Regions from separate parts of the Mus musculus genome. Here all the other regions are linked to region 3. Evidence: chromatin loops called from intact Hi-C (ENCODE). Cell type or tissue: heart. All regions are shown on one strand. Each heading gives the region's core, and the rest is flanking DNA. Links, peaks and the distances in the headings are about the cores only. Region 1 holds the start of Arhgap18 (Rho GTPase activating protein 18). Region 2 has its middle 15 kb from the start of Arhgap18. Region 3 overlaps Arhgap18 (Rho GTPase activating protein 18).

Region 1 (10,280 bases), core at 1,467-9,466, 56 kb before region 3:
TCAAAGTATGAATAGTTAATAAACTCTTCCATACTAGTAGCACTGAACTTTTTCAAATGGTTTTTGAATATGGCTGTCAAATTGTCAAACACTGCAGTTCTATTGCCAACCTATTTTTAACAATTTGAGTGCATAAATTACAGTTCGCTTCCCCCTTCCTTTGACATCCAGCACCCCACATTTGAGAAGGATGAATTCAACGAATGTTTAAACTGTTCTTGGTGTTTTTAATTACTTTCTAAGATGACGCATAACAGGAAGTATTTGGCATGGACTCAATAGCTTGGAATATTAACATTTTCAAGGACATGAAATATCTGAAATGGGTGAGAGGACATTGCATTTGTTTTATTGCATTTTATTTTTTATAAAGCAGATTTATGGAAGAATTCTGGTACAGACTGAAACAACGTGCTACGACTATTGGTGGGATGTAGGTTATGAAATGCCCTTTCATTGCTCCATGGTAGATAGGCTTCCTTTCATGATGACATAGTACAAGTCTGAAACTATTTTTAACCCACTTGAGCTTAAGTCTAAAGCTGTGTACACCAGTCCTACTAGCTGTCTATCTGCCTGTGACAGGCATATCTTTAAACCAGTAGCAACAGAACCTACAGGGAAGGGAATGAGGAGGAGCCTGAAGAATTTCCATGTAATGAGTAGTTTTCAAAGTTTATATATAATGTTCCGGGATTCAGCTTGTATCACAGTTAATCTTCTGCCTGAACCCAAATGTTATTTGAACTTGTAAAACATCTATATTTTAACCTGCACATTATGATTAATTCATTAAATAAGTGAAGATACTATAATTAGGTAGAGATATGACCTAATTATTGTTTTGGTTTCTAGTGAACAACATCTGTCATTATCAATTGACTCATGAGCACTGACTTTGTCCCCTGCATAGTACCCAGAGACTGAAGATTCAATACAGGAAGGAGAGAGAATAGAAAAGAAATGAATCAGATATAAAAGGAGGCCCAGGGAGGGGAACATAAGGAGGGGTGAAACAGAGAAGACACAAGAACTATAAGAAGTTCTAAAACATAAGGCATTGAAGAGCAGTTACCTTTAAGCAAAGATGGCAGGAGGGTGGAGGGGACCCTTCACCATTTTCCCATACAAGGTCATTTAAAAGCAGAAGCTCTAATCTACTTTCCCTCTGGCTGTCTCTTTCTGTAATTTTTTTTTCTTTTTCATTTTATCTGAACTGGTACACACTTCAGTGGTGCTTGTGTGCGCCTTTGAGCCACTTGGCTACTGGTTTGGGTTGAAATGGAAGGAACCTTCAGAGTCACTTAATTCTTCCTCCATTTAGCATTTCCTCCGAGGCCTGGGCTGTGGGAAAATGAGAAGTCAGATGCCAAAGGGAAGACAAAGGAAGACAGTGTCCAAGAGGAGAGGGATGTGTAGGTGAGGCAGAAGCCCCACTCAGGGCAAAAAGCAAGAATAGCAGTGGATCCTGGGCATTTGAGAGTCGTCACTGAAGGTTTGTGAAGTGGTGACATCATTGAAGTAGTGCTGGTACATTCAGTTACAGTGTGACAGAGAGTTCAGAGAAAGTGACAAGAGTGGGCACACCTTCACTTCCAGCACGTAGGAGGAAGAGGCAGGCAGGTCTCTGAGTCTGAAGCCAGCAAGATCTACAGAGGGAATTTCAGGACAGCCAGGAGTATTCAGAGAAACCAAACCCTGTCTTGGAAAATAAAACAGAATGGAGCTAACACCTGCCTGGAAGTCCCAGCTTGAGGAAGTGAGGGTATGGAGGAGAGGACAGCAGAGAGCCCTTAGGCGGAGGACATGGAAGTAGTGGACAACTAATTGTAGGGAGAGAAATATAGAGCAGGGTCTTTTATATATGTGTGTATACTGTCGATCTCTTCAGACACACCAGGAGAGGGCATCAGGTCCCATTACAGATGGTTGTGAGCCACCATGTGGTAGCTGGGAATTGAACTCAGGGCCTCTGGAAAGAGCAGTCAGTGCTCTTAACCGCTAAGCCATCTCTCCAGTCTGGGCAGTGTCTTTTAAAAGGAGCATTGTGTGTGAGTTCACAGTGACATAACAGAAAAGACATTTTTGAAAAGAAGTACATATTTGAAAGGGCCAGGATGATAGCTCAGCAGTCCTGAGCACCGATGGCTCTTCCAGAGGACATTAGTTTGACTTATAGCACGAACACGGTGGCAGCTGTATGTGACTCCTGTTCCAGGCAGTATTATGCCTGCAGACGATTTGATATGAATGCAGGCAACCCTGCAGGGCGTTTTCTTAATCAGCGGTTGATGGGGGAGGACCCAGCCCATTGTGGGCAGTGCCATCCCTAAGCTGTGGCCCTGGGTTCTATAATAGATCAGATGGAGCGAGCCAGGAAGTAGTAACTCTCCCCAGCCTCTGCATTAGCTCCTGTCTCAAGGTTCTTGCCCAGTTTAAGTTCCCGCCTCAGTTTCCCTGATGTGGATATGTAATCCAAGTGAACCCTTTTCTCACCTTGTTGCTTTTGATCTTGATGTTTCACAAGTAAGACAGTGGATATATTATGTAGTTGTTGTCTATTTTTGTTTGTTTTGAGACAGGGTCTCTGTGTGGCCCAGACTGGTCTTGAACTTGGATGCACCTGCCTTTGCCTCCCAGTGCTGGGATTAAAGGTATGTATCACCATACCCAGCTGACAATGGGTATTTTAAATATGAATGACGTTATCTCTCAGTCTTAAATAATGAAAAATATAAACCAGATATGTGTAGAATGGCAAAATCAGAAGCATCGAGGAGTTTTATCTCGGTTAACCAAGAGTGACCACAAAGGTAAGCAAGAATTTCAGTTAGTGACTGGGGATTCAGACCCTTTGGTTGCTTCCTTGCCTGGGTTCAGTCTCCCCACCCACTCCCATACAGACTGACAGTCACAGTTGCAATTGGCAGGACTACTGGCATATACTTGTCCAGAGAATCCCCAAATTTAATGTTCTCAACTGGGTAGCAAGTTCAAGGCTAAAGTCAGGGCTAGAAAGATGGCTCAGTAGTTAAAAGCATATGCTATTTTTCCAGATGACCTGAATTTGGTTCCTAGCACTATGATGGGCAGCTTTCAACTTCTTTATAACTCCATCTCTGAGGAATCAGACAGTCTCCCCTAGCCTCTGGGGCACCAGAACATTTGTAGCAAACACTTGGAGGGACACACAAACATGCAAATCAGTAACCAGCCCAACAACAACAGCAGCAGCAGCAGCAGCAGCAGCAGCAGCAAGGTATGGTTCTAAGAATAGCACTTGGGGACAGAAATAGGAAAATCTATGGTTTGAGACCAGCCTGGTCTACACAGAAAGTTCCAGGCCAGCCAGGGCTATTTCATCTAAATGTGTGTTGTGTGTGTGTCTCTGTGTGTGTGTGTGTGTAAAATAATAAAATATATATCAAGCAAAATGTTTCAATTGAGATTGTCACATATATCAAAGAGCAAGAATTTTTGTTTTTAATTTTTAGGACTAGGAAACCCAGAAAATGATTTTTTAAAACTGATGTTTGAACTTGCTTTTTTCAGTTGACTAAACAAGGCGGTATCTAGGTGGGCATCTCCTGGCACTTACTATCTTATTTTGGTCAAGATATTTCACCTGTCCACTGGCTATACTCTTTCTAATAATATTCTCTCTCTCTCTCTCTCTCTCTCTCTCTCTCTCTCTCTCTCTCTGTGTGTGTGTGTGTGTGTGTGTGTGTGTGTGTGTGTGTGTGTATCTGTGTCTGGCACAAGCTGGAGTATTCTTGGGCATACCCCCAACCCCACCACTGGAAAGTAATAGGTTCTCAGCAAATGTTGGAACTTCTTATTTTGACTATTAACTTTTTTTTTTTTTTTTTGGTTTTTCGAGACAGGGTTTCTCTGTATAGCCCTGGCTGTCCTAAAACTCTGTAGACCAGGCTGGCCTCGAACTCAAAAATCTGCCTGCCTCTGCTGGGATTAAAGGCCTGCGCTACCAAGCCCAGCTGACTGTTAACTTTTAACAGGCATTAGGTAGACAGTTTAAAGTTTATTTTTCCCAAATAGTGTTTGATTAAAAAAAAAAAAAAAAAAAAAAAAAAAAAAAAAAAAAAAAAAAGGTGTGCTTGATATTGCAGGGCACACAATAACACAGTATATTTTGTAGCGGAAAGCAAAGCCTTTCTGGTGGGCCAGATGGCATTGTGACCTTTGATTGGGCTTCTTGGTTTGGCTGTGGTGAATGTCGAATGCCTGAAGGGGTTAAGGAATGCCTTCCTTGAGTGATGCGAAGCAGCAGAAATAATCAGGTAGTAGTAACACATGGGGAAGGGAAAAGACTCTGTCCTAACCACGGTTTCCTCAGGCCCCCTTAACAACTGCTGCTGCTGCAGCGGCGGCTGCTGCAGCCTGGGATTGCCGGGTTTAAACAAAGCTGTGAGTCACACACAGCCTGTAACTGCAGGGCCAGGAAGCTCTGCGGGAGAGGCCACGCCTCTCTCCCTGTGAATCGCTGGCCCGGACAGGGGAGGGGCTGGCCCTTGCTAATGAGCAAGTTGGTCAGGCGAGACAGGAACTTCATTCCCCTCTGTGTCAGAATCCCAGAAATTATGCCCCTTCTCTCACCATGAACTGGCTATCGAGTTCCTCGGGAGTTGTGCTAACTGCTTACCACCCCAGCGGCAAGGACCAGGTCGCTGGGGACAGCCATGTAAAGGGAGGCGACGAAGCCACCTCCAGGTAAGGAGGAAAAACAAAAACCCTCTACCTGCCCAAGGAACAAAGTGACAGGGAAGTTGTCAAGAGCGGAGAGAATCACCTCTGTACTTGAAGCCTGACCTGACGCTGCAACATAGGCGGTTGGCTAGTTCTTTGCATCTCATTTACTCGAGTGCAAGAGCCCTTCTGGTTACCAGTGGAGGATGGGGGGAGTCGGGGGCGGGGGTGTGTGGGAGGTGACTCTGTGGCGCTCCGACCAGTTGCTTAGCAGGTGCATGTGCAAATACTGACTGATCAAATGACTGTATCGGAAACACTCTCTGGGAGATGGAATTCTTGAATGGGCTCAAAACGCCGCTGGAACTGTTAGCTGGGAAAGTCTGCCAAATAGCAGGGAGGCTGGTCACTCTTCTTGCTGTTTTGAGAGTGGCACCCTCCTCCTCTCTCTGAAAGCAGACCGCTTGGGCAAAATGCCCAAGTCAGTGGCCTGTGGCTGTGCTGTTCGCATTCTTCAGTGTGTGTAGATTACTCGCACAGCCAAACACACCCCTCCCTGCACTCTTGGGATTTCAAAGGGGAGTTTTTGTCAGCAGGCAGTAAGTACTCTGTTGGTAGAAGGAGCGTGGTTAATGTAAAATCACTTTATAGGCAGATAGGGCAAACGTTCTATAGACCATTGAGTCGCAGAGTCCTCTCTGCCTCTCTGTGTACTTTGTTCTGTTTTTCAAGGTTGGTTTTTCCCCTGCCTCTTCCTTTCTCGCCTTAATGACCTTCTCCCTAGCTGAAACCAGTAATCTCCAGTCTTAGATAGAAATTGCAAACATTGGCCTGGAAGATTGAAAAAAAAAAGTTATCAGTAAGTCCAATTCCATCTTGATATTAAAGGTGATAATGAACACTTTATTGTTCCTGGGTACTTCACGCCTGTGCCTTCCAAAGAAAAGAATGCCTTCTTTCATTGGTTTCCCAAATCCTTAACCGCGTGGGGCGTGTGAAAAATCAAAGGAAAGGTTAGACCTTGCCTGGGGAACTTTGCTTCTTACTTGTTGCCCTCTGTATGGAGGCCATTGGATAAACTCATTTCCAAAGTTCAAAGGGAGTGGTTGCTTTGGGGCTACACATGTAACCATTTTGTTTCCTTTGAGATTTATCAAGCGTTTCCATGCATGCTTCTGCAGGACAGTAAAATATTCATCTTTTAGCAGCAAGCAGCCAGCAACAGCAAACCAACAGTAAGCAGCCCTAGCTTGTCTTCCTTCTGACAGTTAAAATAGCCCAAACTGTGAGCTCCCAAGTTCTTCATTTGTCACTGGCTTCAGGCTGGGTGGGCTTGAGGACTGAGCTGAGTCTTGGGTCTCCGTTGTGAGAGTGAATTAAAAGCGCTGGGACTTTGGGTCCCAACCTTCATCCCACTGTTCAGACTCAAACTCCAGAAATCCCGCTCAGGTGTAGCAAAGTCTCTTAGGGGAAGCTTGTGCATGAAACTGTAGCCATTCTTTCCCATCCATCTTTGCAAGTTTGTAGTTTGTTGTGGGAGGTTTAGACTTGAGCAGGTGGAACAAATGTGTGTATTGTGTTGTTTCCAGCTATTGCAGAAGCAGAGCCAAGGTGGGCAGAGAAAACAGGGTGAGCAGTAGGCCTTGGATATGTGTCAGGACACATCTCTAGATGGGCTGTAAAAGACCTTTCAGCTAGCCGCCAAAATGCTCACCAACCATTTTCTGGGACTGCCTTTTCATGAGGGATAGGTAGTGATGCTGGGGTGTGGGGAGAAGGTCAAAGACTGGTTTGAGGCAGGAGGGGAGGGGGAAGCAGTCTTCATTAATTTTTACCCTGAAGCTTAGTAACATATCAGCTAGCACAGTGTAACTTTGGGAGGTTCCTTGTTTAGCCTGGAAGAGGTTAAGATACTGGAGTTGGCATGAAGTAAGGCTTCCTGGAGTGAGGGGGGATTTGAGCAGTGGAACAGATAGGGCTAGTAGTGACCTCCTAAGGATGGCCATAATGGATGGGGCTATGTGTGGATTGGCTGGCTGGTAGTTTAAGCATTACGAAGTTGCTCCAAGATTTCAGTGATTGTTGATGCCTATTTTGTAAACAAAACTGAAGTGAAACTCATATAAAGAGGCTAATTAGATCCTGCATGTCCTCATATCTATTTAAAAGTAGCGGGAGGTAGCTCAAAATTCTGACCTTGTTTATCAAAGAATTTCATTTATTCTAAATTATATGTGTATATAATATATAACATGTATATACATATATATGTTATGTGCATATACTCATATTTTATATATAACAGCAAAATATAAAGGGTTATATTTATGATTTCAGATGTTTATAGAAAATGTTTTGATTTTTAACTTTCTCTTGCCAAATCATCCTTTCAGGATGATGAGAAGTTAATACTTTGGTGAGCAGTCTGATATCATAGAACTTCTTATATTACATTACCTCGATTAGAATTCACTCCCGGATCCCAGATTGAAGAATTCCTCTCACTCCTGTTTGAAGCCTCCCAGTTGGAGAATCCTGATTTATGTTTTCTTTTTGCAGTGTTTTTTCCTTAAACTACAGGGACTTGAAAGAAGATGTTAACATTAGTTTTCTGGCTGACTGTATACAAATGATTCCAAAGGAAACCACTTTTTATGGACAGCTATATTTATAAGACTTTATTTACTTACTTGTGTATTTAGGCAGGCATCTCAGTATTTGCTTTAGGAAAAACAATTTTTCAAAAAAAAGAAAAAAACTATATCACTGTTCTTTTGACTTTAGCATCATCTTAAGGGGAAAACTATTTTTTATTTTCTTTTAATATTAATTTCTAGTATATTTTCTGTCTTTGAAAACTCTTAACTCTGTTTTAAAAATTTTAATAGCTTAAAATAGATTGGACAATGAGATCTTTGGTGCCTTGCTTGAACAAACATGGTTTTCATTGTATAAGGGTTATTGGAACCCTGAAACCCAAGGTTGGAAGTCCAACATGGCTCCATTCTTGCTCTCCTAGTCATTTGCAGTGTGTACCATAGACATTAATTCTCTGCTGTAAGTTGGACTTCATAGTAGTCTTCCCCTTGCTGGGAGGTCTTCCTTGCAAAGCCTGTGGGGTAGAGTCTGTCTCCAGGCAGTTCCCCTAATACTTTAAGCCACATAGGATAGTCTTAAGTTTTGTGTTGTTTGGGAATCTCATTTTGTCAAGGGTTAAGATATAGAAGGTCACCATACTTAGTTAAGAATGATTTTGTAAGCGAGATATGGTGGCGCATATCATCTCTAATCCCATTTGGATTATATATAATCTTGATTTGGGAGTGAAGGAGGATCTAGAATTTAAGCTTAGCGTTGCCTATCTACAGAAAGTTGAAGGTCAACTTGGACTATCTGAGACCATGCTTCAAACAAAAAGTATCTTCTAGCACAACAACGGAATGAATAAATGAATAATAAATCAATAAAAAGGCTTATGGGAAATTGGGTGTGCTGGTGTATACCTATAATTTCAGCATACAGGAGGAATGAGGAAGATGAGGATTTCAAAATTATCTTCAGATATGTAGTGAGTTTGAATCTTATCTCTAAGACCCTCCACTTCTCATTCACTCCCCACCCCAGGTAAAGAAACAAGACACTTGCAGGGCTTGGTGGTGCATGCCTTTAATCCCAGCACTGGGAGGCAGAGGCAGGCGAATTTCTGAGAGAGAGTTCCAGGACAGCCAGGGCTATATAGAAAAACTCTGTCTCAAAAAACCAAAAAAAAAAAAAAAAAAAAAAAAAAGAAAGAAACAAGACACTGGAAAATGAAGACAAGTATAAAATTTTAGTCTTTTGAAATCTGAAAGACCTTGGAAGTGCCTTTTCTTCCACAGCAGTTCTTCAGTTGGACTGGGGACAGCTGCACATGCAAGTTGTGCCTTGAAGTCCATGAACCTCAATGGAATGTGGGTGGGTCACTTTTTGGCAGCTAGACTCCCTCCTGTCTTCTTTGTACTTCCCTCCTCCACCTTAAGGAACTTTGCCCAGCAGCAAGGCCAAGTGAAAAGTGCTGTCACTTTCATAACCACAGTTCAGCTCTAAATATGTTCAAGTCTCACCCATTGCTTTGTTCTGTAAGCCTGTAAGGTCTGTAAGTCACTCAGTTACTCCAAATACTGACTCTGAGTTGTCACTGAGAATCAGGCAATTATCCCTGTGCTGGTGTTTAATGGAGATTGTCCCTGTTGCTTTTCTTCACTGTGACAAGTACTGGAGAAAAGCAAGAGAGCAAGCTTGACTCCAGTTAGAGCCCTCAGCCCATGGGCCCAAATTGATTTAGGCTTGAGTCAAGGCTAGGCAACATGGCAACAGGAGTATGCTGTGGAGGAGTCAGCCAACAAGCAGAGAGACTATGGGTCTGGGTTGATAGGGGCCAGGCTGTCAAAGACACACCTCATGTGGTTTATTTCTTCCTACCAGCCCCTACTTTCAGAAGTACTTTATTATCCCCACTCCAGTATAGCCACCAGCTGGGACCAGGGGTTCAACACATGAGCTCACGGAAAACATTTCATATTTAAAACTTATCGAAAAGTATGTGTTGGGGTAGGGAGAGGTGTCCTGGAGTTGAAAATAACCCGGGAGCTGCAGCTGGTCAAGATTAGCAGGTATATGAGAACAAGGGTTGTAAAGGTAGGGAGGTTAAAATGCAGAAGAACCAGTGGCCTAGAAGAAGCCCTGGAACTCTGGTACGGGAAGCAGAGAGCCCTGCATAGCCAGAGGGCTGGGGAGAAGGAAGCTAGGGGACAACCAAGGGTCGTGTGAGTTGGTTGGGCTTTTGTATTAGATTTTTAAAAGAGATAGGATTACATGGAGGGAAGAAGATTTTGAGAGAGCAAGGACAAGTCATAGAGGTTGATTATATAAATGGAGAAATAGCCACACATTGGAGGGAAGCTGACAGTGCCTGGGCCAAGGTCTTAGTCATTGCAGCAAAGGAGGGAATGGGTCACGAACTCTTGGAGATAGAGTCTGCCGGATTTCCTGATGCCTGATGCTTGAGCAAACTCAGATAAAGGTTGCAGGAATTTCGAGCTATGTTCTTATAAGGAGAGTCTTGTTACCTTGTTACTGATTTAGATAGGGAAACTTCCTGTAGTGTGTAAGGAGGATGTGTTGGGGAGATACGGAAGTTGGTCTTTTGAATATAAGTCTTTTGTTTGTTTGTTTGGTTGGTTTTTTGTTTTGTTTTTTTGTTTGTTTGTTTTTTTTCAAGACAGGGTTTCTCTGTATAGTCCTGGCTGTCCTGGAACTCACTCTGTAGACCAGGCTGGCCTCGAACTCAGAAATTCGTCTGCCTCTGCCTCCCAAGTGCTGGGATTAAAGGCGTGCGCCACCACGCTCGGCGACGCCTGGAAGTTTTAAGAAAAAGACATGATTTGCTTTCCTTGAGGAGGTCAGCATTGTTGATTGGCTCTCTTGGTGCTGGGGATTAAACTCTGGACCTGTGCTTGCCAGACAAGAGCTCTACCACTGAGCTATGTATCCAGTCCAGGGCCACCATTTTTATGTGACTCCCCATGGTATTTTAA
Region 2 (10,280 bases), core at 1,447-9,446, 72 kb before region 3:
TTGGCTGGGAAATCCTCTGAATGCTTTGTGATTTGGCAGCATACTGCAGCTCTGCAGTAGGAGGCCTGCAGAGAGCATTTTCTACCCGCCGTAAGGTTACCTGGGCATTCCAGGGTGGTGGAAAGGCATGTGATAAGGAAAAGAGGATATGCTAGGGATGGAGAAATGCTCTGTCTGGCCTACTTCGGAATCCCTTACCACTCTTTGGTGGTATCCTCTGATGCCAGGAGTTGAGCTTCTCTTCTTCAAAATGGTGGGCTGTCACAAAGCTTATTGGTGAGTACGAGCAGCAAGGCATCTGGAGAATCCACTGTAGTGTCTGTCCCACACTACACATGTTTAGTATCCGCTCCCGTCCAGTTTACAGGGTAACCCAAGCTCATCCCCACTGGCTCTGCTAAGGGTAAGGCTTTCTTTTGTTTAAGCATGTCCTTTGCTGCAGAGGGATTTTTTTTTTTTTTTTTTTTTTTTTTTTTTTTTTTGTCTTTCAGCCAGCAGGTGGCAACCAAATTAAAGCTAAAAGCTCATCTTATTTCAACATGGGTAAAAACATTGGCTTTTGCATGACGAAATGGCAGGTTGGACAGAGAGCATTTGGAACTGAAGGAGTGACACCAAGGGAGTGCTCTCCACGCTAGACCATGGGTGCCGAGGCTGGCTTTCCTGGGCCTCCCTTTGATTTCGGTTTCTGTATATCCGAGATCCTGAAGGATCCTGCTTCTTACGACACTGTACTGTAAGTAAAATGACTCGCATGGGGAGTGAGTCCTAAGTTGACATGACAGGCTCCCTGGACAGATCAATGCTGTTTGTGGGTTTGCATATTTTGAGGTTTTAATTTATCAAACGGCGAAAATGTCACTGCTATCCTGAGTATTGCCACCATGAAAACACACACAGCATAGTTCATGGCACACAGCGCATACATGATTGAGCTGCACAGATTAAATGACTTATGCTATGCTTATAGACACATGTCCGGTGGATCATGGGATCACATGTAGTCTGACTAACCCTTTCCTCATTGGATGAGGACGTGGAGACCTAGAATGGTTAATTTCTATAAAGTTACAGAGATTAATAATAATAATAATGATTATTATTATTATTATTGATTACAAATTGTGGAAAGCACAATTCCCAAAGCCAATAGTTTTAATTTTCCCCCCAATACCCCAGGGTTCCTCATTATTTCTCACTGGTGTTTGATGGTACTGAGCCTGGCTTGCCATTGAGGGCTAACTGCCCTGTTTTTAAAGACTGGCCAGGATGGGCAGTGTGGTACCACCATAATGGCTGTATTCAGAAGTGTCCCGAGTCACCATCACATGATACGTGCTGCTAGCTAAGGTCCCTTGAGATAAAGTCAGTCCTGAACAGAAAAGATAACCCCTAATACTAGTTTTCTCTCTCAATGCCAGTCAGCCCTGGCTACGTGTCTCTCCATTAGAAGACGATTCCCACTGACTATTGTACCAGTGCCGTGTGATTATCTGATTGGCCAGTAGATACGTCTATTGCTGTATTCTAGGGAAAAGAACCAACACCATGAACTTGCTTACTAGCTGATCTGAAGGTTTGCTAGGGATTTGCCAAGTCCTCTAAAGGAGTAGCCAGAAAGGCAAACATTTCCTTTGTTTAGCTTGCTGCTTACCACTCTTGGTTTTATGGTATCCATAGAGGGAAGGGAGGGCTGGTCAATCTCTCTTTGCTTAGCTGATGACTGTTACCATGTAGCTGCCAGTGTGAGGTCTATTGGTTACCACGCAGATGGTGGTCCATGTCTGTCAACCGATCATGGATTCATCATATTGGAGATAAAAGAAGTTTGGAAGGGTCCCCAGTGGAAAGTGGCCCACTTTTTTTTATCTTATGTTTAACTCTCCCTGCCTGCCTGCCCCACCCCCTGTGTGTGCATATGTATGTGTGTATATATACTCCTGTGGTTGCATACATGTTCCTGGGTAAGTGCAGATGCATGCAGAGAGGTTATACAACAGCAGAATGTTAGTCTTTACCTTACATCTTGTTAGAGACAGGGTCTGTCTTCTGTTGGTTACCACTGTGTGTGCTAGGCTGGCTGGCCCATCAATTCTTGAGATTCTCCTGCTTCTGTTGGCCACCCTGCCATAGTAGAAGTTGGGACTAGTAGATGTTGGTTGCTGTACCTGACAATACATGGTAGACTGTGGGGATTTGAACTCAGTTCCTCATGCCTTATCCAGTGAGACAATTTCCTAACTCACAACCTTCGTTTTATATATGAAAATTCTCAGTGAGATATCATTGAACCATCAGGTCTCAGGTAAGCAGAATATTATTTTATGCTATTACTTAGGGCAGAAAAGACATAGTTTTTAGTCATTTCAGTTCTAGTTAAATGCTCCAAACCCAGTAGAACATCATCGATGGTTTAGGGAAGCTAAAAAAACAAGAGGTTTTCCGCCTCAGCTGTGCACTTGCACATAGTAGAGTTCAACTATGTATCTCCTTGAATCTTTCTTTCCTGTGTCAGGAGTCTCTCTGAGACAGGCTTTTATTAAATTTAGACAGCTTGGATGTATCACATCCTCATGGTGTATATCAGGAGATTGAATGAAACAAAATCTGAAATTCACAGGGATAATTTAAGCACAAGCAACGGTGAGATCTGGGTGGGCATCATGCAGGTACCCTCTCAGAGATGCCAGTTCATTCAGACGTTTGCTGCCTCTAGTCCCGGAGAGAGAGGCTCCTAATTACATGTCTACTTCCAGGCCATACACACAAGGTAAGAATGCATAAAGGAGGCTTCCAGCCTTCAAGTCATTTCAAGTAGCGAAGTTAGTAATGTGTCTAACATCTTGGACTTATAAAGCAAAGGTCCTCTAAAATTAGATTCTTGTAATTTATAATTAGACTTAATTATAGTTGTTGATTAGTTGAAAGTGGTAATTTAATGCTGTGCTCTGGAGGATTATGGACTTTGTGTGCTTTTCTTGTACATTTTTTTTTTTTAAAAAGAAGGATTCCAAAGCTCAATAAGACAAAGACAGGTTATGACTACTGACAAATTAGTTGGTTCTAAGTGGTAGTGAGTGATTCTGGGTTCTTTAAAAGTGGGAGATAAAAGCACAGAGGAAAAGGCTGGAGGGATGACTCGGCAGGTATGAGCACTTTCTGCTTTTGCAGAGGACCTGGGTTCAGTTCCCAGCACCCACATGGTGTTTCACATCATCCACATGTGCAGTTCCAGGGAATCTGATGCCCTTTTGTGACCTCTGACCTCTGCGTGTAAAGAGATACACATGGTACACACCTAGATTTTTATGAAGACACAGTGTTAATACTCATAAAATAAGCCTGTAGGAAAGAAATATAGATCCCTGACTTCAGACTGTGTAAGTGGGCAGTGGGTTTCCTTCTCAGCGGACATAATGTTTATCAATCATGACCAATTCTGTAATAGTTTATTAAGAATAAACTCCAGCCTTGCAACATTTATCTTACTAGGGAAGAATGGTCCTATCAGGAATCTAAATATGCGCCATTCCTCCATCATGCTCTCATAGCTGAGCCAACTTGTCTGCCTGCTTTCTAGGGAAACAGGACATCTGAAGTCCTATGTCCTTGGCTATGTCAGTGGCATTTGGATTAGCAGCAATATCAGCAAGTGACCATATCTCCGGTGGTGTTTTGAAGAGAGGGCTACAATAAATGTTTTATGCCCTCAAGAGATGTAGAGGTCTATGAAGCCTTGACAATAAGCTATAACTTCAACATGGCACGGTGCTGGTGGACTAGAGGGCTAGATTTACTGAAGAGGGATATAGCAGTGATGAAATGATTATGCAATGAAATGTTCAGGCGTCAGTGGTTATACTTTTTAGAAGAATGTTGACAGAGCCCTAAGTTAATACTAGATCATCTATGCAAGAGGATAAAAGCCTTTACCTTAGGAACTACTAGGGCCTGATGGTTTTAGTCATACTTATTTAAAGCACCTAAAACAACAGTCTCAAGCATCTGTGACATGGGACAAGACAGCAAGAAATGGGTATGTATTTCCATGCAATGTTGGCTTTGACACAATGTGATTGGATTATTGAACCCAGCATTTTCTTGGCATAATAGTGGGTCACTTTGGGAAAAATCATTATAAAAAGATTTTACTGCTGGACACAGAGGTGGGGGGGGGGAATATAAGCCCAGTACTCAGGGAGTTAGAGGCAGGTAGATTGTTCTGAGTCTGAGGCCATCTTGGTCTATGTAAGAAGTTCTAGGGCAACCTGCGCTACCTACTGGGCTACCCTGCTCCCAACAAATACAAAAGGTTCCAATGTTGTTATCATACCTTTAAAGTGTGTGAAGTCTGAAAAATACTTATGCTTAACACATCACAAATGTTCTTATGCTCACAGATCTCAAGGGAGACCAGGAATATTAAGCACACGGGGTTGTCTTTCAAATGGAAAGATGTACAACCTGTTCTTCTATCCGGAAAGCTATGAACTGGAAATGGTTACAGCCCACTGATTTTTGTTATCTGTTGAGTCAGGCCATATAAAGTCCCACAATCAGGGACAGAAAGACCTAATAGTCTAAATGACTCTTTCATTATCTGTATAGCCAGAGGTTCCCCCATGCTCCCATGACCAGGACCAGAAGTGGTTAATAGCTCAAATGACCTCTATGCTATTTGCATGCAAAAGACCAGGCCAGCCCCTTCCTTAGGCCCTTAAGTCACTACAGATAGCCTATCTCTAGAACTCATCTTCTTGGAAGAAATGACATGTATCCTGAGTCAAGTTTTGATGTAACCACACTTCCTTGTGCAGCAGGAATCGCATTACACCAAAATTTTTTTTTTCTGTATTATACTGTGTTGAACTTTTTTTAGGAATAAACTTTCTGTCATCAGATTCCCTGAAGTCTTGATCCAGGCTGACAAAGTCAATCTGAACCAGTTTTTCATTCACTCCTCCTTGTGGTTCACATTCCTGCTTGCTGTGAACACCTGCAAGGCCCTTTGTTTCTTCTCCAGAGAGAATATATTTAGCCCTTGTATGGCTATGTCTTGAATCCATGATGTTTCATTTGACAGATATAATATGCATGTGGACAGCTTGGCTTCTTATTTCTCCAAAAGGTCTTCAGAGGATTTGGAATGTTGTAGTTGCTCTGGTTGCTTTTGTACTTTGAGGTTTCATTACTTACACAAAAATATGGTAAAATCTTGCCCTGTTGTAGAGACTTCTGGGCCATTCTGTGAGGCAACAAGTGTTTAAAATGAAGAATATTGTAAATAAACCTAGAGCTGTGGTTGCTGAGCTGGGAAGACAGCTGTCTGTAAAGTCCTCCCCTTATAAGTATGACAACCAAGATTCAATGCCCAGAACCTATGTAAAAGAAAACCAAACGTGCTAATAGGTGCTTGGTAGGCCCAGCAAGGATGAGGTGAAGACAGATGTAAAGCTATGTAGATTCCCAGGTCTCTCTAGCCAACCAGGTAACCTATAACATAGCCTACTTGGTAAGTTCCAGGTCAATAAGAGAACATGCTCTAATTTTAAAATGGAAGGACAGAGTGAGTTCCAGGACAGCCAGGGCTATACAGAGAAACCCTGTCTCAAAACAAAACAAAACAAAACAAAACAAAACAAAACAAAACAAAACCGAAAAAACAAAAGAAAAAGGAGGATGGATCCTGAGAAATAACACCCAAGGGTGTCCTTTGTCCTCGATAAATAGGCATGTGAGCATATGTGTACACACATACATATGCACACATACACACACACATGCACACACAGGTCCATGCACGTGTGCGCACACACACACACATATACACACATGCACACATATACACACCCACACATACATACACATACATACTCACACATATATAAACACATGTACATGTGCACACACATGTGTACTGTAGCTGTCATTTTGAAATGAATTCTTTGCATTAAAGCCAGTTATTATGGATGTACAAAAAAGGAGGTAACTCCTTATCACTAAGCTTCTCTTTGTGTTAATCACTAAAAGGTTGACAGCTTGTTCCACTGCCAGAGTGAACTCCACGGTATGAGTTCCTCTTGTCTTTTCTGTCATCTTTCTTCATAATCAGAACATTTAATTACTACTTATAGGTAACATGGCATTTGCCTTGAGGGTCAGAACAGTGCACAGAATTTTAAAAGATCTATAAATTATTGACCAGATACATAAAAATATTGGCAGTATTTATCTATATTTGATTTTATGAAAAATGCAAAATACCTAGTAAAAGAAGCAATTTTGATGAAATGATCAAGCATGGTGGCTTCCCTCTATAATCACAGCATCCACGAAGCTGAGGTGAAAGGCCATGCAAGTGGGGGGGGGGCACCCTAAGATTGAAGTCAGGCTGAGCTGCCTAAGGAGTTTCTAGCTAGTATGAGCTGTAGACTGAGAGCTTGGCTCAACACCAACAACACCCGTGCCCCCAACATTGGTTACATTTGGTCATGTGTTAGGGATCCTGAGATGGTTCTTTTTTTACCTTAGTACTTCTCTTATTGGAGTACAGGCTACCATTGTTGGTTTCCAGAATATTATCGCCATGTTATTTATTTACCTGTGACATGCAAAGTATCAAGTAGCTACACCTAACAGCCGAGCTCCTTTTATCAGGTCACTATTGAACTCACTTTAAAATTGCCCATGATGTTTTGTAAGTAGGCTATAATAACGAGAAATCTAGACGTTTAGATCAAAGAATATTTATTCTGAGTTCTACCTCTGCGTCCTTTCTTCCTGCTTTTTCTCATTAAACCTGAACCACCACTCCTGGAGCTACAGCATTCTTACCTACGTGCTGGGAATGTAAAACAGCTGCCACTGAAGGAAGAGAAGCCAGGGATCAGCTGCCCTTTCTCCCCAGCTGCTCCCCACCTCACTTGTACTTTAGGATAGCCCTGCTCGCCATCCTTAGGCACCTGCCGTTCCCACAGGCTCAGAAGCAGAAACCTGATGGTATCAACAGCAAAGACAGCAGCCTTCCAGAAGCCTTGGATTCCAGACTCCCCACTCCCACCCCCATCTCCCCACCCCCAACTCCCACAGGCTTCTCCCAGGCTGTCATACACAAGTGCTTATTGACTCCTGACTTTTAGTCTCCTTAGGCAGAGTAACTTCACACAATAACTTCATGGCCATAACATGCACTGCATCCCTTTTGGGAAGAAATTTACCTCTTGCCCTCATCCTGTAAACAAGGAATGGCCTCTATTTAAATTCGAGGAAAAGGAAGAGGGAAGAGGATATTATATCAATTGGCCCGGAGCTTAGGGAGCAGATGTTTTTCTTGTTTCATTGTTCAGAGAGAATCCTCAAAAACACTGTCCTCTATAAATCAGTTCATACTTTTCTTTAACTTGGAGAAGACAAAGCCTTGAGGGGGGATTGGAAATTAAGGATAAGTACTAAGAACTCAAAGCTTGCTATAAAACACTAGCTCTCAGGTGGAAGAACTGTAGAGCTTAAACCAAGATGAAATCATGGCGGGAGTGTAGATACATCTGAGTCTAGCCTGATTTTTTTTTTAAGGCAGGGTTTTACTAGGCAACTGTAGCTTGGCTGACCCCAGTACTCACTATGTAGTCCAGGCTTGCCTAGAATTCTCAGCTGCTGAGATTACAGCCATGTGCCAGAATGCCAGAATGCCTAGCATTTTCAACTATGAGATTTTGTTTTGCCTTAGTATTTTTTCAAGTATGCTACGAAGTATCAAATAACAGGAAGTAGATTTACTTCAGCAATGAAATGTCAAACCAAAATGAAGAAGATACTGGTGCCTTCTGTTAGAAGTTTAGGTTAGGTTTCTGTGTGGTCTAGTCTCTGCCCTGACTACCGAGGCTTGGCTGTGTAATGTCAGCAATGGACATCAAGAAAGTGGCAACACAGAAGGGAGAATAGTCAAGGGCTTCTCAGTGCCTAGAACTTCACAGATGCCCAGTAAGTCCACATCTCTTTAGCCTCAGATCACAAAACAAGCAAACAGAAGAGTCTGAAGTTTAACACACTGAAGGGACCTCCTTAATAGACATTGAGCATCCTTGATGATGAGCAAATGCAACATTCGATAAGGCAAACACAGAACATACACTCTCACTCTCTCACACACACAAACTAACTCTCTCTCTCTCTCTCTCTCTCTCTCTCTCTCTCTCTCTCTCTCTGCATATAACGCTTACTCCCTTGGGCAAATTACATTTTGGGGGCCAGGTGTGGTGGCACACGCCTTTTATCCCAGCACTTGGGAGGCAGAGGCAGGCAGATTTCTGAGTTTGAGGCCAGCCTGGTCTACAGAGTGAGTTCCAGGACAGCCAAGGCTACACAGAGAAACCCTGACTCAAAAAACCAAAAAAAAAAAAACCAAAAAACAAACAAACAAACAAAAAACAAAAACCTTTCTCGGGGAAGAATGTCTAGAGATCTGAAGCTTTAATCATGAAAATTTCAATGCATTTCCTTTGCTTATCACAAAGGTAGGCAGTCTATAACCACAGGTTTTCTGAGGCCTTTCCACTGTGAGGTCACATCGAGGCTGTTCCACTTGCAGTGTGCTGGATGTCTGCAATCATCCAGGGTATAAACGTTGATAATTGTGTACATTCTTCAAGGTCTTGAGGATTCCTTTGTATCATCCCTGCCATGGGTGGCCCAGGCTGGGAGGAAGTGACAGGGTCCAGACAGGTGTGTCACTGCCGAAACCATGTCCGGATGACCCATGTTAACTCCAGGGACCTTGTTGCTGATCTCTGTCCTCTGTCTTCTGTCCATGTGATTCATAGCCAGGCAATGTCCTTTCTTTGCATAGATCTGGTTATGTGTCTACCCTGACCACTCTTTCAGGATGACTTCCCACTGCTTCCAGAATATAAATTGTTTAAGACACGAGAAGTCCCTAATGACCTGCTACATATTTATTTGTTTTTATTTTAGCCCCCCCCCCCCCGCCAGCTCACTCTTCCCAGTACGTTTTAGAAACTGACATATGGTATCCATGCATGTTTATGGGGTATAATATGATTTATACTTGTATACAATGTGCCATGATCCAGTCAGTGGAATTAGCGTGTCTGTCCCTTAGTGTATCATCTTTTTATGCTGAGAAACTTTGAATTCTCATCTAGTTCTTTGCATTGCAAAGCCATTTGCCTTTTAAAAATGCATTCCCTCTCTCTGTTTGAAATATACTTTTTTGTAAGATTGAATCAATGTTCAATATTATACCTTTGCCCACCTTCCCTCAGAGTAAACATCAGAGAGATGGGTGGTACCCGACTCACCAAGCCTAGCAGAGGTATTTGTAAGAAGCCAGCTAGAGTCTATGTAAGATGAGCCGGCATGTGGCTTTAATGGAGACATGTGCTGACAGGAATTTTTTTTTTTTTTTTTGATGAAGGATTGCTCATTTCCTCAAAGTTTCCCACAGTGGCCATTGTTGGTGGGCAGGTCTTGCTCTAGGATAGCAAAGAAGTCTCAGTGGGCTTCGTTCCATGCCTCTCATTCACATTTGAAAGGGTACAATTTTTGCTTTGGCCTGAAATCTTTGCAAAAGCCTTTTAAAGAAAATGTTTGATGGTGACTCCACTGACTTTGCTTTTGATAGACCTGGTGTGCACGTGCATTCCCATTCGGCTGTGTGGAATAAGGTAGAGAGGAAGGCTCCCTCGACAGAAATCAAACTACCCTCTTTTGGCTGCTTCACGGGGTGTGCGTGTGTGTGTGTGTGTGTGTGAGAGAGAGAGAGAGAGAGAGAGAGAGAGATCTTTTCTGGCTGATGTATTCATTTTGCTCACTACAGCTTTGTTTTGATAATCCTTGCAAGGTTAAGACAAACACTGCTTTTGAGCTCAACAGACTTACAGTAGGGGAAGTTCTGGAACGTGACTCATTTTTCTGACCAAACATGTGATCCTACTGTTTTGATTCAAGCCCTTGATAACTTAGGGAGAGATGCATTTCTCAGAACATCACAGAGTGAAGTTTAAATTCAAAGGCTTTGAAAGGTTGTATTCTCCTTCTGGAAAGCATTTTCTAAACTGCTTCTGCTTAAGCAGAAGGGGCAGCATGCTGTAAGATGTGTGTGCACAGACTCCCAGAGAACACCTTCCTTCATCACACCACGGCTTCCTGCTTTCCTGATCCCATAGCAGTTGTGATGGGAGCTGAGTTTTCTGAATGTCCACCGTGTTCTAGGCTGTTTTAGGAATGTATGAAAGGCATACATGCTTGGAAGGTGATGGCCA
Region 3 (10,280 bases), core at 936-8,935:
GCCCAAAGTGTCAGGGAAACCCAAAGTATAAAGAGACGGAAAGAAAAAAAGAGTAAGTTTCAGAAAAGCAGGCAAATATACACAGCACTGCATATATTGTCCAGTAACTACTTCACTAGCAACCCGGATTCTGGGAAGGAAAAATTATGCTATCTCATTAAAGGAGTAACTATTTTACCCCTCTCTGTCGCATGACTCAGGGTGAGCCTGAACACGCTCAACTAGTTTCTACACCAGCTAGAGATTTTATTCTTTTGACCAAAAGGAGATGGTTTTCTTCTCTAGTCACTCAGCTTTATTCTCTTGAGCAAGATCTGTCTTAGAATCGCTCACCATGTGGCTCAACTATGGGTCCTGTGTGGCCAACAGGCCCCCAGGATCAACCTCTCTACTTCCCAATGCTTGCTTTGGGTATAGGTAGGAGTGGTCATGTCTGCATATTTTTTCCACGGTTTCTGGAAACTCCACCTCATGTCCTTGTTTCTGTATGGCGAGTGCTTTTACTCACTGAGCCATTTCCCCAGCCCCCTGCAAAGTCTTTAACAGGCATCCTTGCTAGAATGAGTGACTCCTGTGGTCTGTTTCCATGGCAGCCGCTGCTTAGCATCTTATGTTGGAGTTGTGCATGTCTTGCTTACTGAATATTCGGCCTACTTTACGGAAAATGCATCTCCTTATCATTATTTCAGGTAATGTTAAGGAGGTTTTCAGTAAATCTCAACTCAATGGGAAAGCAAACATTCTCTGGATAAACAGTTCATATGTTACAAACAGAGGAAATGTCGCAATTGCATGTGTTGAGCTGCTGGAGGAGAACCTGCTTGCAGCCTTACTCACTGTGGAGCCGCTTTCCTCTGCTTCCCTCAGTATGGAAGTTACCAGCCATCTTTGGTGACTGAGCGTGTAAAAGGTGTTATTCCAAACTGACTGCTAAAAGTTAAAATTACAGAAGGAATTTTAAGGTCTTAGAATTACATGAAAGGCTTAAGCAGTTTGCATAGTTGCCTATTAATTATATGTTGTGATGATAACAGGTTGTATTGGGTTAAACTATATAGTGACATTAAACGTGAATTTTACCTGTTCCTTTCACTCATAATGTGTCCAGTTTTTCTACCACTCCCCGCTGTGCTTCTTAGATTTGGGGGCATTTGCTTCTTAGCTGTTTGCAGTCTTGGGAGTTATTGACTTAAATATATGTGAAGACACCACATGGAGCCAAGCTCTTCCAGTTGGGTCTTTAAGATGACCTTTGTCATTACTGTATGGGAGAAGTTGATGTTAGTTATAAACATGGCTTTTTACCATGATCTAGAGAATGATATGAATAAGAAAATGCAGCTCGATGTAGCAGTGGACATATAATTTTAGCACCTAGCGGGGTTGAGGCAAGGGTCAGCCAGTCTAGGCTGCATTGTGAAATGCTGTCTAGGAATAAATAAGTCAGACAAAATGAGAAATGTCATTTAAATTTAAAAGTTCATTTTATGTGTATGCGATGTATGTTTATGTGTGTAATAGGCAGGGGTATATGTGCCTACTCTTGGTTTTTGGGAATTTAGAAAAGGACTTTATTACATTTAACCTGATTGCTTTGAGATGGGATATCATTGAGTTGTAGCTATATATTTGAACTAGCCTGGCTGGCCAGCAAGATCCTAAACTGTCCTCCAAAGCTGGGTTAACAGACAGATGAGACCATGCCTGGCTCATTTACGTGGAGTTTTTAAATCAGGAATTTTCAATTCAGGGCCTCATGATTACAGAGAAAGTGGTTTTAACCACTGAGACATTTCTTCAGCCTACGAAATTTTAGTGTCAGGTTACCAGTTCATATCCAGCCATATTGTCTGCACAGTCTCTTGGTTGCTCAAAATCCAGAAGGCTTAGGATATTATTATGGATATGTTCTGCTTCATCCGGTCTTCAGTGTTTAAAACTTAAGGATTTTAGCCCTTTAGATTTCTCCCTCTGGCTTTCTCAAATTTACAATTTTTAGGGTAGCATTTTTTTTTAAATTTCTATAGTCATGTAGTCCTTTTGCAGTGCATCCTAAAATAGGTCTCTAACAGCAAATTGATTAAAACATAATGCTAAGATTGAGAGATAGTTGGGGATTGGTTGGGACCCATAGATGTCCTTCCCTGCCACCTGGTCTTAAAAAAAACCCACACAGCTGGAGGGGACACGGTGGGCTGCATTAAGGTGTGTCCATTTTAAAGGCAGTGTTGACAAAGGAGAGTGATACCACACATAGAATGGGATGTGACCTTAGGCACTGTTCTTGCTTTTATAGGACGACTATGCCTGTCTTGCCCATACAAATAATAGAAGAGCTAAAAGCAGGCCAGGTTTTCTCTTCTCCGAGTCAAATCTTCTTTCCCAAACTACCCTGTGATAATAACTTAAAAAATAGACTGTCTCGGGCTATTAGTGTAGACTGAGAAGGATGAGGGCCCTTCAGGTGTGAGAAGGCACTGGAGATAAGATGTGGGTGCAGCTCTGTGATTCATGGCGCAGCAGTCCCAAGGGAGAATTAGCTGGATGCTCAGGAGGTCGCTGATAATTTCTCTTCTCTCCAGTGCACTCCATCGCTTACTGCAATGCACTGATTAGGGTTTAAAATGGCCCAATGAATTATGCAAAAACTGCATCTGCAGAAGGGGCTGTCTTGCAGCCTAATGCAGCACAGATGGAAAGACCCTCCTTTAATCCTGTACCGGGAAGAAGGGGGAAGCGTTTTTTTTTTTTTTTTGTTTTTTTTTTTTTTGAGGAATAAGCACTCAGAAGGAGAAGTGAATGGCCTTCCACAGCAAATGAATTCCTTCTGCAGGGAGGAACTGAGAGCTATTTGTGATGCAGATGACTGGTCTGGGTTTGAATGTGCATCCTTATCATTTGAGATTTATAGAAGCAAAATGGAAATACCTGCTTTTAAGATGGTTCCACTAGAATCTGCCTGCCTGGCTCAACATGCATTATTATTATTTTCAAAAGTGGCGACAATGAACATTTAAATGCCAATTCACTCCAATCAAGAAAACATGCAAATTACCTCTCTCCCTGATTCTTAGTTACTACTTGAAGAGATGGAATTAGTTAGCATGCCCTTACTTTTATTAGCATAATATTAATGCAGATGATCAGTAAGGGTTTCTCTCTCTCTCTTTTGAGAAAAGAGAGGAGCCAAGGAAAGCAATTAATAACAGCTTATTTCCTCAGCGAGGAAGAAAAAAAAAACATTTATGATTAGACCCTTAACTGCATTACCTATGCCATATATAGACCTTCTGCTTGAACCTAAAGAGGTACCCAGATCGAAATCAACATCGGTTTAGCTCTTCCCCTCATAGAGCAGCAGACAATTCAATAGAAGCATCTCAGGACAAAGATGGATTGCTGTTACCTGTAAGCAGTTCTGTAGGGGACCATGATAATGTGTGGCACATCCCTGTGTTTGGGAGGGGGCTTCAGATGGATGCTGCTTTCAAGGCCCCTGGGCTTCATCACAAGGCCTGGTCTCAAAACAGCAGTAGCAATGGCAATAGCCTGTCATATAGGTTGCGTTTTGAAGTCACCACTTCTTAAAGGAGGAAAAACAATAAAGAAGTGATACTTAGTGGCAGCTCCACTTGGCTTAGGACTGAGGCCCAGCAAAGGGGTTTCTACGAAGAAGACAATGAGTAATTCTTTATTTGCTGAGAGGAAATGGGCTTGAAGTTAAAGGAAGTGAGGTTGAATTAAACAACAGGAAGACACTGTTGGTCGCAAAGGGATTTTTAAAATTAGAACAAGGTATAGGAAGAACCTGGAATTTCCTTCTTACCTCCTCTATAGACTGCAGCTTTTGTTTTGTTTTGTTTTTCTACTTTCTGGCATCTTGCCCTTGCCCAGCTGCAACACCTAGTGTATCTATAATTACAGAACACACACTACAGCCCTTCCCCTCCCCTGCCCTGCATTGTTCTTTTCCTGACCTCTTTAAACAATGCAGACTCTGGTCAGAGGTGAAATCCAAAGCCTCTTTAGACTTTGGACCTCATCCTGTAGAGTACTCTGCATCTAACTTGCAGTCAGGATTTGTTGAATGAATGTCCGGTGAGTCACAGTTTACACATCTATTCATTATTAACAAGCACGAGCCAGGGCTCTGTGGCATTACTACCAAAACATCCACGTGTTCCCACCATTCAAATCGCAGCGTCCTTTGTAATATTCATTGCGTAAAGTGGAAAAATATGGAATAGAAATGTACCTTAGTGGTAGAGCATGTACTTAGCATACATAAGATCTGTAGTTCTCAACTTTCCTAATATTGCAACCTTTTAATAGAGGTCCTCATGTTGTGGTGAGCCCCCCTAACCATAAAATTATTTTTGTTGCTACTTCATAAGTGTAATTTTGCTACTGTTATGAAACTATATCAATATCTGATATGCAGTATATCTAATATATCATTTCAAAGGGGTTGAGACCTACAGGCTAAGAATCACTGCTATGGAATCAATCCACAGCAAACACACACACACACACACACACACATACACACACACACACACACTATAAATAAATATTAACTTCACCTTAAATAATAATTATTTTAAAATATTGCTTAAATGTAGCATTCAAATTAAGGTGGGATAATGAATAAATGTAGTCATTGTTAAATGAAATTGTATTGATGAAGTACTTAGGCTGAAAATTATCTATCCTGGTCTAGGCAGATAGCTCAGTGAATAAAGTATTTTTTTTTCACACAAGCATTAGCACCTAAGTTCAACCCTTAAGTCCAAGTAAATAAGCTGGGTTTAGTGGTACACTCATGTAATCCCAGAGCAGAGACGGTAGAGCTAGGCCGATAGCTGCACAGCAAACCTAACCTAGCCTATTTGGTGAGTTGCAGGTCAATGAGAGACAGCCAGTGTTAACCTCTGGCTTCCACACATCCTTGCATCTTCTAGTATGTGCATGTACCCATGTGAATACTCTTCCTGAACCCCACACACTTACAACCAGGTACACCAACTTTTCCTGTGTAAGACAAGTTTGCATGTGCAAGTATGTTTAAGGGCTTGAGTGGGAAAAAAAAAAAAAGGAGTACATGACTGCTTCTAGGTATGGTGCAGGAGAGGTTTTGTTAAGGATGTGGGGGAGAGTATAGGCAGAGGCATTTGCCAGGGTCCAGAATAGTCCCAGTCCTCAGCTGGACCATGCTGAGCTGGACCATGTCTCTAACGGGAGAGTGGAGACCAAGAGACATGAAGACCAAAAGGCAAAAAAGGGGCAGGGATAGCCAACATGGCTCGATTACATAGGGATGAGCAGCTGAAAGATGAGCAAGCCATATGAAGACCTAATGATACCACAACATGAGGAACTGTATTAAAGACTTGCAGCATAAGGAAGGGTGAGAACCACTGACTTAACATATCAAGCAACTCACACCTTGCTATAGACATATCCATTGGAAGAGCAAAGGCAGTTCTTTCTTCGATGTCACCATCTCCATTGACATCTACGTTCCTTCTACATGAATGTACTGTGTTCTAGTGGGCACTTCATCCTCTTTTGAAACCTATTCAGTATATTCTAGTTTGTAGGAGTCTCTGCTCTCTCTTCAGTAGCATACTGACTAATGTCTTGTAAACTGATGGTTTTCTGAGACACAGATTTCTCTTCTATGTCTTTCTTGGTGAGCTTGGAGCATAGATGAGTTATGAGTCTTAGAAACCTTGGCCAGTGTCAAATTGGAGCCTTAGGAAGCTTGGCCTGGAAGTTGTTACCTTGTGAGGAAATAAATATCAGTTATTCTGGATTGTTTCTTTACAGAGACTTAGCTACAAGGGAATCTGCCTGAAGCAATTACAGATCATCTCGGGAAATACAGAAGACTGGAGATGGAAGCCCTTCCGTGGGAATTCTGTCCCAATACTTAGTCCTAAGCCACAGTTCATATAATGGATTTTAAAAATGAAGTTCAAGCTCACTCAAATAGCAACTTGAAAATTCAAAGCATTCCAACACAATCCATTCCCAAGATATACTAATTGGATATTTGCATGCTGAGAAATGGTGGAAGAAAAATATTATAGATCCTCATATCCCATGTTTACTTATTAAACTATCAGGTTTAATAAGAGCAGAAGACTTCTGTACAGTGAAAACAGTACAGTTCTTCATTATGTAGATCTTTATTGTACCAAAGGCATTGACCCCTCTCCCCTTACACACATCCCACACAGACACACAGACACACACACACAGACACACAGACACACACACACACACACACACACAGAGAGAGAGAGAGAGAGAGAGAGAGAGAGAGAGAGAGAGAGCGCACAAGAGCCAATTACAGGAGATCAGATCTCACATGACCTACAGTCTCAGAAGCTGTTAGCTAGTTGCCATGGCATGCTATGCAGGAATAACATCAATTGTGCTAGAGATTTGTTTCATCTACCTTCAGCTATATTTCTTCTTCTCCTGCTTCAGGCATTTAGGCCTCCCTGCTAGTGGTACCCCTCTCGCTGCTAGAGGTACCCCTCTCACTGCTAGAGACAGACAACCCTGGTTACCTTTTTCTTAAATGTTTTTAATTATTGGATATTGTTTTTAGTTACATTTCAAATGTTATTCCCTTTCCCAGTTTCCCCTCTGGAAACCCCCTATCCCATTCCCCTTTCCCCTGCTCCTATGAGGGTGTTCCCCCACTCACCCACTCCCACCTCCCGCCTCCCAGCCTTGGCATTCCCCTACACTGGGGCATAGAGCCTTCACAGGACCAAGGGCCTCTCCTTCCATTGGTGCCAGACAAGGCCATCCTCTGCTACACATGATTCTGGAGCCATGAGTTGCTCCTGGTTGGTGGTTTAGTCCCTGGGAACTCTGCGAGTTCTGGATGGTTGATATTGTTGTTCTTCCTATGCGGTTGCAAACCCCTTCAAATCCTTCAGTCCTTTCTCTAACTACTCCATTGGGGACCCTGTGCTCAGTCCAATGGATGGCTGTGAGCATCTGCCTCTGTATTTGTCAGGCTCTGGCAGAGCCTCTCAGGAGACAGCTATATCAGGGTCCTTTCAGCTTATTCTTCTTGGCATCCACAATAGTGACTGGGTTTGGTGACTGTATGTGGTATGCATCTCCAGGTGGGGCAGTCTCTGGACGACATTTCCTTCAGTCTCTGCTCCACACTTTGTCTTCGTATTTGCTCCCCTGAGGATTTTGTTCCCCCTTCCAAGAAGGACCGAAGCATCTACACTTTGGTCTTCCTTATTCTTGAGCTTCATGTGATCTGTGAATTGTATCCTGGGTATTCCGAGCTTTTGGGGTAATATCTACTTATCAGTGAGTGCATAGCATGTGTGTTCTTTTGTGATTGGGTTATCTAGTTCTATCCACATGCCTAAGAATTTCATGATGTCCCTAGTTACCTTCTAAACAAAGCTTACTGCTTTTTTCTTTTTGTGATCATTTAATTGTTATTATTCTTTAAATGTTAAATTAAGTCCTGTCCCCCACCCCACCCATTTTCATACTGTATTTTTCAATTGGAAATTGTCTTAATTCCCTATGCTGTGGGCTGCCTGTCTTCCCATGTTTGGACCAGCTCAGGATCTAAAACATCTTAAGAAAATAAAAAATTGGTCATATATAATTTTATTAAATTAAAGTTTCAAGATTGAGAGATCCTTTCAATACAAAGGTCTATTAAACAGCTATCTAGCCTGAGAACGGACCAAGTCCTCAGGTGGGATAGTTTACCTTCAACTAACAAGGTTATGTAGTAGCAGGTGGAAAAAGATATTCCCTGGACCTAAATCTAGGAGTATTTATATACAGCAAAATTGGAGATGGAGAGTATAAATGGATTTTATTGAAGCTACATTAGGTAGAGGTTTGAGGGGCTGGATAAGGAAGTGGAAAGCCTTAAGGCAGGCAGGCAGTTCATAAGCAGATGTACCCATTGCTTCCAGATTGTCAGAAGTTGCAGCCAGAAGGTGGCGGTACGTGATGGTTCTCGATGGACTTGCATAAGAGTCTTAATCTGGATTTATAAATGTGTAAGAATCTTTCTCTCAGCTACAGCTGTTCTGATATCTTCCTACAGCTGTTCTGATATCTTCCTACAGCTGTTCTGATATCTTCCTACAGCTGTTCTGATATCTTCCTACAGCTGTTCTGATATCCTCCTACAGCTGTTCTGATATCTTCCTACAGCTGTTCTGATATCCTCCCTAAGCTCCTTTCTACCCTTTAGTTTGTGATTAAATTCAGGACATCTAAACTTTTTTTTCTTATCTATCTCAATTAAAAGAAAAACATTTCCTTGAAGTAGCACAACACATACCTTGTGACTGAGTGCTGAAAAAACTTTGAAGGAAATACAGATGGATTGTTTTTAAGGCTATCTGTTTTGTTTTTGTTTTTTAAAAGATTTATTTATTTTATATATGTGAGTACACTGTTGCTGTCTTCAGACACATCAGAAAAGGGCATCAGATCCCACGAGAGATGGTTGTGAGCCACCATGTGGTTGTTGGGAATTGAACTCAGGACCTCTGGTAGAGCAGTCAGTGCTCTTAACTGCTGAGCTATCTCTCTGCCCTTGTTTTCTTTTCTTTTTTTTTTTCTTTTTTCTTTTTTTAAAGCTGGAAGTTATTTCGCAATCCTCTCTATTTCCAAGTAGAGCTAACTTTAGCACTTGACTTCCCGACCTTTGGCATTTTATGATGCTTGAAGGTCCTTATGGTTTGCAGCCTACTGGATGCAGACTGCTTTCTTTGTAATGTGTCATTGGCCACAGCATTGCTGACTTTGTGAATTATCCAGTTTACCATGGGACAACTTTACTCTATACACAGTCTTTCCTTTTCTTATATTCTAGCACAAACACGGGTACCCTTTCACTTTTTATGTTTCCTCCCTGTGTTTGTCTAGCTATTAGAAGCTTGGTGATGTAGCCCTATAGGTTTCCCAAGGGTCAGGATGACTTTTCTAATTTATTGGAATTAGCAAGAACTAAGACGGGTCAACTAAAAACATGCCTGTGTGCTTAACTTTAATTACTATCAGAAGACTTTGCCTTTTATATATTCATGTTTTAGAAATGCATATGAAAGTTGATGCCAATGAAGGGCGAGACATTGCCCATAATTTAGTATTATTGCCTTTAGTCCTATTTTAACATTAAATTTAAAGATATTGTTTGAAATTTTGTTTTTTCTTACAAGTATTTTGTTAGCATTTAAGATGTTGAAAGTCAATAACAACCTTCTTTACAAACTTCTGAGATATCAGAATATTGTAACTTAGGGCTGGGATTCTAGGTAGTCAGTGATGGAGGGCTGGTCTAGGATGGCATGCAAAAGGCTAGAGTTTGATCCTTGGTAGAAAGGGAGGGGGAAGGGGCAAGAGATCTAGCAAGAGACATCTTGAAAGGGGGAAACACAAAGAGAGAGGAGAGAGAGGGGGAAGGAGAGAGACTAGCTGAGGGGAAGGGAGAGGAGAAAACAATGAGTGAGAATAAATATGAGAGTATGAATGAGAACCTTCAAAGCATGTGTAGATCTGCTGTTCCTCGGCACACAGAAATTCCTGGCCAAAAACCAATGTATATTTTCTAGATCTCAGATCTTGTAGTTAATAATTAAGTCTTCTTTTTTAAATACAAAATCTCAATATGCTGCACACTGGCCTCACTGAATATAGCACAGGGTGATCATGAACAACATCTGCTCCTCCTTTCTTTCCTTACTGTATATTGAAGTTACAGACATGCACCATCAATCACACCTGGTTTTAGTTGATATTGAGGACCAAACCCAAGGCTTTGTGTGTTCGTGGCAGGTGAGCAGTCTGCCAACAGAACTGCATCTTCTGTCCCCTATTGCTATGTCTTGGGGGAACTTTTCACACCAGTGTTCACGGACCTGTTTGAGCTAGTCCCTGTTTAAAGGGTGTTTTGAGAACTAATAGAGGCCATGAGAGGGGACTTTAGATGTTGACTCTGGGAATGTCAGGAGATGGAATGGCCTTTGGTCTTTGCTAGTGAGTCTCCTCTTTCAGTTGCCTCTGAAAATGTTTTTATAACTGATAGTCTCCTTGGAAGGAAAGCAGCAGCAGACCTTTGAAAACTAAAACGGAGAAAATTGTGTTTTCCATGTGTAGTGAAAATAAAAGGAGGAAAGGTTGATTAAAGCTTCGAATATTGACCGCCATCTTTAAAGCCGTTGGATGGGTATAAAGAAGAGAACTATACTATATGTGAGGAAGCCAGG

Evidence for each region. Hi-C counts contacts between places; a loop is a spot of excess contacts. Peaks named below come from ENCODE experiments on the same cell type or tissue, not always from the same donor. Only the 100,000 strongest peaks of a DNase experiment are listed, where the experiment ranks them.
Region 1: a loop joins it to region 3, with 2.7 times the contacts of the local background. A loop is called at or near these places in 6 of 42 quality-filtered maps.
Region 2: it touches region 3 in a loop (4-fold over the local background); 3 of 42 quality-filtered maps call a loop at or near these places.

What each region holds. Positions count from the first base shown.
Region 1 is chr10:26,767,969-26,778,248 of GRCm38, forward strand. Arhgap18 (Rho GTPase activating protein 18) reads left to right here and starts at 4,544. Exons shown (of 15, transcript NM_176837.2): 1 at 4,544-4,728. The coding sequence starts at 4,616. In heart, for the core only: a CTCF peak has its summit at 5,730; DNase peaks (open chromatin) are centred at 4,483, 5,173 and 8,693; H3K4me3 peaks cover 2,045 bases; H3K27ac peaks cover 2,179 bases.
Region 2 is chr10:26,752,767-26,763,046 of GRCm38, forward strand. No RefSeq gene overlaps it. Among named protein-coding and RNA genes, the nearest start is that of Arhgap18, 15 kb to the right of the region's middle. In heart, for the core only: no CTCF peak of the experiment used is centred there; no DNase peak of the experiment used is centred there.
Region 3 is chr10:26,824,876-26,835,155 of GRCm38, forward strand. All of the region lies in intron 1 of Arhgap18 (Rho GTPase activating protein 18), which reads left to right. Among named protein-coding and RNA genes, the nearest start is that of Arhgap18, 58 kb to the left of the region's middle. In heart, for the core only: a CTCF peak has its summit at 7,971 (motif pointing right); a DNase peak (open chromatin) is centred at 3,946.